Linked DNA regions of Homo sapiens: region 1 is linked to region 2. A link is an interaction called in ENCODE POLR2A ChIA-PET data of the cell type or tissue named here. Cell type or tissue: B cell. All regions are shown on one strand.

Region 1 (4,000 bases), 270 kb after region 2:
TGGCCAGGCTGGTCTTGAACTCCTGACCTCAGGTGATCCGCCTGCCTCGGCCTCCCAAAGTGCTGGGATTATAGGTGTGAGCCACCATGCCTGGCCTCTTTCTTTTTCAAAATCAGTCTTGCTAATTTTTTTTTCAAATGTATTAATCTTTTTTAAAAAAACAAATTTTGGCTTTTTAAATTTTTAAATTCTGTTTTCTATTCTTAAACTTCTGCTCTTATCTTTGTCATATCCTTCTACTTTTTTTAGGTTTCAGGTGCTTTTTTTTAATCATCTTGAGATGGCAACTGAGATCACTGATTTTCAGCTTTTGTTCATCTCTAATTTATTATTTAAAGTTATAACTTTCCCTTTGGGCACTGTTTTAGTCACATCTCAGCAATTTTGTTAATGCTATATTTAAAATTGTGCCAGGCGAGGTGGCTCAGGCCTGTAATCCTGGCACTTTGGGAGCCTGAGGCAGGAAGATCACTTGAGCCAAGGAGTTTGAGACCAGCCTGGGAGAGATCCTGTCCCTACCAAAAAATTAAAAGTTAGCTGGGCATTGTGGCTTGGGCCTGTAGTCCCACCTACTCGGGGAGCTAAGGTGAGAGGATTGCTTGAGTCTAGAAGTTCGAGGTTACAGTGAGCTGTGATTGTGCCATTGTACTCCAGCCTTGGTGACAGAGGGAGACCTTGTCTCAAAAATAAATAAATAAAATATTTTAAAATTTCATTATGATTACTTGTGGCCTTTGGATTATTTAGAAGTACATTATTTGCTTCCCAGTCAGTTGAGGATTTTCCAATTATCTCTTTTTTATTAATTCATAGAATATGCTCTAAATGATCTAACTTTTGAAAGCCATTGAGGCTCAATTTATGTCCCGACATATGGTTCATTTTCGTCTTCGATATTTTTTGATGCTATTATAAATGGCATTGTTTTATACATTTCAATTTCCAATTATTTGTTGTTAGTATATAAAAATACAATTGTTTTTAAATATGGATCCTGCAACCTGTTACCTTGTCTGTTATCAGTTACAAGTTCCAGTAGCTTTTTTGGTAGATTCCATCAGGTTTCCTACCTAGATAATCATGTTACCTGAAAATAAAGTCAGTTTTACTTCTTCCTACCCAGCCTAGATGTTTTCTATTTCTTCTTCTGGCCTGATTGTTCTGGCTAGCACCTCTGGTAAAATGTTGAATAGAATTGGTGGGAGAGGACAACCTGTCCTGCTCCTGATCTTAGGGGGAAACATTCAGTCTTTTGCCATTAAGAATGATCATAGCTGGCCGGGCGCAGTGGCTCACGCCTGTAATCCCAGCACTTTGGGAGGCCGAGGCGGGTGGATCACGAGGTCAGGAGTTCAAGACCAGCCTGGCCAAGATGGTGAAACCCCATCTCTACTAAAAATACAAAAAGTAGCCAGGCATCGTGGCAGGCACCTGTAATCCCAGCTACTCAGGAGGCCGAGGCAGAGAATTGCTTGAACCTGGGAGGCATAGGCAGAGAATTGCTTGAACCCGGGAAGCAGAGGTTGCAGTGAGCCGAGATCGCACCACTGCACTCCAGCCTGGGCAACAAAGCGAGACTCTGTCCAAAAAAAAAAAAAAAAGAAGATTGATCATAGCTATAGGCTTTTTGTGGATTTTTAAAAATCAGATTGAAGTTGTTCCCTTCTATTTCTAGTTTGCCGAGAGATTTTAAAATCAGGAATGGGCCGGGCACGGTAGCTCACGCCTGTAATCCCAGCACTTTGGGAGGCTGAGGCGGGTGAATCACAATGTCAGGAGATCGAGACCATCCTGGCTAACACAGTGAAACCCTGTCTCTACTAAAAATACAAAAAATTAGCTGGGCATGGTGGTGGGCACCTGTAATTCCAGCTACTTGGGAGGCTGGGGCAGGAGAATCTCTTGAACCCGGGAGGCGGAGGTTGCAGTGAGCCCAGATCGTGCCATTGCACTCCAACCTGAGTGACAGAGCGAGACTCTGTCTCAAAAAAAAAAAAAAAAAAAAAAATCAGGAATGGATAAAATATATGTTAAATTTTGTCAAGTGCTTTTTCTGCATCCATTGAAATGATTACATGGTTTTCCTTTTTTAGTTAATTTTTTTTATTGTCTTGAGATGGCAACTGAGATCATTGATTTTCAGCTTGAATTTCAGGTGAATTATGCTGAGGGATTTTCCAATGTTCATTCAACCCTGAAGTCATGAGATAAACTTCGTTAGGTCATGATGTATTATCCTTTTAATATATTGCTAGATTCAATGCCCCAAAGTACTGTTTAAAATTTTTGCTCGTGATCATAAGCGATTTTGGCCTTTAGTTTAGTTTTGTTTTTTTTCTGTAAATGTCTTTGTCTGGTTTTAGCATCAGGGTAATGCTGGCCTCATAAAATGAGTTGAGATGTATTCCCTTTGCTTCAATTTTTTGAAAACGTTTGTGTAGACTTAGTATTATTTCTTTCTTAAATGTTTGGTGAAATTCACCAGTGAAGCCACTGGGGCCTGAAGTTTTCTTTGTGGGAAGGTTTTTAACTACAATAGGGCTGTTTAGGTTATCTTTCTTTTTGAACCAGCCATGGTAATTTGTGTTTTTCAGGAGAATTAATCTATTTCATGCAAGTTTTCAATTTTTTTTGACATAAAGTTGCTCATAATATTGCTTTATTATCCTTTCAATATCTGTAAAATCTGTTGAACGAGGTCACCTCACTCATTTCCAATACTGGAAATTTGTGGTATCTCTCTTTTTACCCTAATCCTTATAGCTACAGGTTTATCCATTTTATTAATCACACAGAACCAGCTCTTGATTGGCTTTCTGTATTTGTTTTATTTTGTTTTCTGTTTTATTAATATTAATTTCCCCATTGATCTTTGTTATTTTCTTTTTCTGCTTCTTTGGGGTTTAATTTTCTCTTAATTTTCTTAGTTTCTTTAGATGCAATATGAGCATATTTACTTAATACTTCTTTTTTTTTTTTTTTTGAGATGGAGTTTTGCTCTTGTTGCCCAGGCTGGAGTGCAGTGGTGCAATCTCAGCTCACCGCAATCTCCACCTCCCAGGTTCAAGTGATTTCTGCTGCCTCAGCCTCCCGAGTAGCTGGGATTACAGGCATGCGCCACCACGCCTGGCTAATTTTTGTATTTTTAGTAGAGATGGGATTTCTCCTTGTTGGTCAGGCTGGTCTCAAACTCCTGACCTCAGGTGATCTGCCTGTCTTGGCCTCCCAAAGTGCTGGAATTACAGGTGTGAGCCACCACGCCCAGTTGATACTTCTTTACTAGTATGGGCATTTAGCACTATGAATTTCCTCATAAATACTGCTTAACAGCATCCCACAAATTCTATGTTGTGTTTTCGTTTTAATTTATTTCAAAATACTTTGTAATTTCCCTTTCAATTTCTTATTGGGTCATGATCATGGGTCATTTAGAAGTATGGGACTCAGTTACCAGAACTTTGGGGATTTTCCAGGTACCTTTCTGGTATTAATTTCTAATTTAATTCCACTGTGGTCAGAGAACATATTTTGTATGACTTAAATCCTTCGGAACTTATTTAGATTTATTTTATGACCCAGAATATGGTCAGTCTTGGTAAATGCTTTGTGTATACTTGAAAAGATGGTGTATTCTGCCGTTGTTAGATGGAATGTTCTATAAATGTCAATCCAGTCAAATTGATTGATAGTACTATTCAAATGTACTATGTTCTCATTTATTTTCTACTTATTCTACCACTTATTGAGAGAAGTATATTGAAATCTCTGACAGTAATTGTCAATTTGTCTGTTTGTCCTTGCAACTCTAGCAACTTTTACTGTCTATATTTTAAAGGTGCATAAACACTTTAGAATTGTGTCCTCTTGATTAATTGATCCCTTTATAACTATAAAATGACCTTCTCTAGCTCTGATAATATCCTTTGCTCTAAAACCTACCTTGTCTGATAGTAACACAGTAACTCCAGTTTTCTCTTGACTAGTGTTAGTGTGGTTTACA
Region 2 (4,000 bases):
TTTCCCCAAAGCATTTTGGACTCAGGGGACCCCTACCAATTCTAACCAAGATTTTGTTTCCTGTCTCGTGGTCGTAGAGCAGTGGTCTTAGGTTAGGGAAGGGGGCCACGTAGAGTAGTTTCTGCTGACTGACAGAAAATCCCAAAACAGGAGTGTCCTATGCCACTGAATTCATACTAGGAGACTTCGACTGGCTGGACTCGACCCTGAATTTAACTTTTCTACTGAGCTGTAGTATTTTTCAGGGAGTTAGGTTGATATAACCTTTTAGGTAACTTGATGTCTTTTATCAATAAGAAATACCACCCTGGAAGGCCCAAGTTTTGATTTAAATGTCAAAAGGCTGTCATCCCTCCTGCTTTGAGTACTCACTGTGACTAATGACAGAATCAGAGAGTCCAATTAGGAGGCTGGGGTGGGTGTCCTAGGATCCCAGCAGGAGGGAAGACTCTCTGATGTGGTGCAGTTGGAAACAGGTCACAAAGAACTTCTGATCTCATATGATACATACCTGTCATTGCCTCCTGTTTACTTATTGCCAAGCTCACACTTGGCTCGATGACTAATTGCAGTGTTTTTTGTTTTTCTTTGTCTCATGCACTTGAGTATCATAGGGAAGATGAGAGAAAGGTTGGTAATGCCAGTGCAGAGGACCTAATACCAACCTTTGGAGGCTCGGATATTTTTAAGAACGCAAAATAAGTTAATGTTCATACGGTTATTATCCACATTTCAGATATTAATCCATTCAACAGTGATTTGTTGAGCATCTGTCACGTGCCATATGTACTGTTCTAGGTGCTTAGGAACCAGCAGTGAACAAAACTGAGAAAAATTCCTGCCCTCCGAGAACTGAATGTTCTTTGCCTGGAAAACTTTCTCATCCTCTAAGACTCTGTTGAATTGGGGTACAAATACTCACAAAGTTTTTAAAAATAAGTAAAATATATAGTATATGAGATGGTACTTAATGATATGGAGAAAAAAGCAGAAAAGGGGGATGGGATGGCTGGATGGGGGTGTGACATTTAATAGGTTAGGGACAACCTCAGTGAGAAGATACTCAAGCAAACACCTAAGAGAAGCAAGCCATATGGCTATTGTGGAGGAGCGTTTCAGGCAGAAGAAGTGACTGGTGCAAAGGCTCTGAGGAGGGGCCATGATTGGCATATTCTTGGAGTAGCAAGGGGGCAGTATGGCAGAAATGAAGACAGCAAGGCAAAGAATACTATTTGTTGACATCAGAGAAGTAACGCAGCAGCTAGATCTTACAGAACCTTATAGATGATTTTAATGACCTGGACTTCTACTCAATGAAATGGAATCCATTGGAGGGTTTGGGAAGAGAAGCAGTATCAACTTATGTCTGTTTAAAAAGTATTACTCTGGCTTTTGTGTTGAGAATGGGTGGTAACGAGCAATGACAGAATCAGAGAGTCCAAGTAGGAGGCATTTGCATTAATCCAGGTAGCTGAAGATGCTGGTAGTTTGGACCAGGGTGGTGGTGGTGGAGGTGGTGAGGAGTGGTTGTATTCTGATTATAGTTTGAAGGTAAAGCCAGAAGGATTTACTGCTTCTGCATTTATATATGAAAAAATGAGAGGACTCAAGGGTAGTTCCAAGATTCTTGACTTGGGCAACTGGTAGAATAGAGTTACCATTTGCTAATATGTGGAAGTCTGTGGGTGAATCAAACTTTAGGAGGAAGAACAGAAGTTGGGTTTGGACATATTAAGTTTGAAATACTTATTAAACTTCCAAGTGGAGATGTGGAGTAGGCAGTTGTGGGTGTGGAGTTGAGAAGAGAGGTCTAGACTGGAGATAGAGATTTAGGAGCCATTAGCAGATAGAGACTGATAACAGACATTTCCTCCAGGGAAATGAATGTAGATAGGGAAGGGGTCAGAGGACAGAACCTGGGCCCTCCAAGATTTCTAGGATGGGGAGATGAAGAGGAATTATTAGTAAAGAGGCTAAGAAAGAGCGGCTAGTGAGATAGGAAGAAAACCAGGAGATTTTGGTATCCTGGGAGTCAAGTGGAGAATTATTTCTAGGAAAAGAGAGTGATCAACTGTGTCATTTGCTGTGGAGTCAGGTGAAGTAAAATGAGAGCTGATAATTGATTATTGGATGATTTGGGAATATGGAGGTCATTGGTGACCTTGGCAAAAGGATCTTCAGTGGAATAGTGGGAATGAAAACTTGTCTGGGGTGGGGTCAAGAAAGATTGCAGAAAGATGCATTGGAGGCAGTGGGCATAAACAACTCTTTCAAGGACTTGTGCTGTGAAGGGATGCAGAGAGACAGGCAATACGTGGAGGGCAATGTCACTGGTGGCTTTTCTTTTTAAGATGGGAGAAAATGAACACATTTGTATGCAGATGGGAATTATGTAGTAGAGAAGGAAAAAATTGATGCTGCAAGACAGAGAGGAGAGGATTGCTGGTGTAATGCCAGGATCTAGTGCATAAGTGGAGTGGAGATGTTGACCTTAGATAAAGTAAGACAGGGAGAGTGTATAAGAACAATAGGGAAGGCCAAATAGATGGATCCAGATGTAGATGAGTGGCCACATGTGATGGAGCTTGTGGAAATTCCCTACTAATTGCTTCTCTAGTCCCAATCATGGGAGAAAGCAAGGCCGTCAGCTGAGAATGATGGGAAGAGGAGGTGTTGGAAGTTTGGGGAAAGAGGGAAGGGTATGAAATAGTCATCAAGGAGAATAAATAGACTAGAGAAGTGTGGTATGCCAGTTAGTGCTAATGGCCCACTTGAAGTTAGAAGTAATGAATATGAGTATGAATAATAATAATGGTAACAGGAGCTAATCTTGAATGAGTGCTTATGAAGTGCCAGGCAGTGCTAAGTAATTTACATATATTGCCTCATTCAATTCTCATAACAGTTCTATGAGGTGTATTTTTATTATCCCCATTTTACAGATGAGGAAACTGAGGCTTAGAGAAGTTAATAACTTTATCCAAGGTCACACAGCCACAAGAGGTGGAACTCAGTGGTAGACTGACACTTAGTCTAAATTCCTAACCACAATTTTGCACATTTCTGCAAGAGAGTGAGGAGAGGATCGCTGGGGTGATTCCACTGACACTTGTTTTGCTAAGAAAGGGTGCGGTAGGCGGGCATCTTTTCTTGTGTGTTGAGGTTCTAAAAAATATTCACCAAGGGAAAGGAAACCACTAGGGCTTCAAAGCAGAAATTAGCCCAATAGACACCAATTATATTGAGGTCCTGTGAAGCTCCGTGGGAATTTAGGTGTATTGAGTCAGTGGCATTTCACTGTGGCTGTCTCCCCAAGCCAGGTTCCATTTGGAGGATCCTAACATGTGGTCTTTGCCTAAATTCCAACTCTGGAATTGTGTTTCACACCTGCTGTTTTGCTCCCTCCAGGATTCAGACTATGAAGAGACATATTGATGAAAGTCTGTATGACACAAGAAGAGTCACCTAAAGACAGGAAACATCCCATTCCACTGGCAGCTAAAGCCTGTCAGAGAAAGTGGAGCTGGCCTGGACCATAGCGATGGACAATCCTGGAGATCATCAGTAAAGACTTTAGGAACCACTTATTTATTGAATAAATGTTCTTGTTGTATTTATAAACTGTTCAGGAACTCTCATAAGAGACTCATGACTTCCCCTTTCAATGAATTATGCTGTAATTGAATGAAGAAATTCTTTTCCTGAGCAAAAAGATACTTTTTGATTCATCTTTGCTCTGGAATGTATTACATGTTTTCTTCCAACTGTTTGAAGGAGAATTTTGAATGTTTGCCACACCGCTGATACCCAAATAATTTTTTAAATGAAGTGGAGCTTGTGGCTTCCTGATGTGTCACCAGACAAAATATTCGCTTGGGATATGTATTCTTTGTTTTTTGCTCCATGTACACTTTCAGCTGTGAGTTAGTATAGGGCGTATACTTACCGGTTTAATGACCTCAACCTCAGTTGTGTTTGGATAACTTAGGGTGTATACCCT

The links. Peaks named below come from ENCODE experiments on the same cell type or tissue, not always from the same donor. Only the 100,000 strongest peaks of a DNase experiment are listed, where the experiment ranks them.
Region 1: POLR2A ChIA-PET joins it to region 2 with 6 read pairs; 2 of 35 experiments call an interaction of 5 or more read pairs at or near these places.

The regions. Positions count from the first base shown.
Region 1 is chr11:117,962,420-117,966,419 of GRCh38, reverse strand. No RefSeq gene overlaps it. Among named protein-coding and RNA genes, the nearest start is that of IL10RA, 22 kb to the left of the region's middle. In B cell, no CTCF peak of the experiment used is centred here; a DNase peak (open chromatin) is centred at 2,203.
Region 2 is chr11:118,229,329-118,233,328 of GRCh38, reverse strand. It overlaps MPZL3 (myelin protein zero like 3), which reads left to right. Exons shown (of 6, transcript NM_198275.3): 6 at 3,409-4,000. The coding sequence ends at 3,435. Among named protein-coding and RNA genes, the nearest start is that of JAML, 6.3 kb to the right of the region's middle. In B cell, no CTCF peak of the experiment used is centred here; no DNase peak of the experiment used is centred here.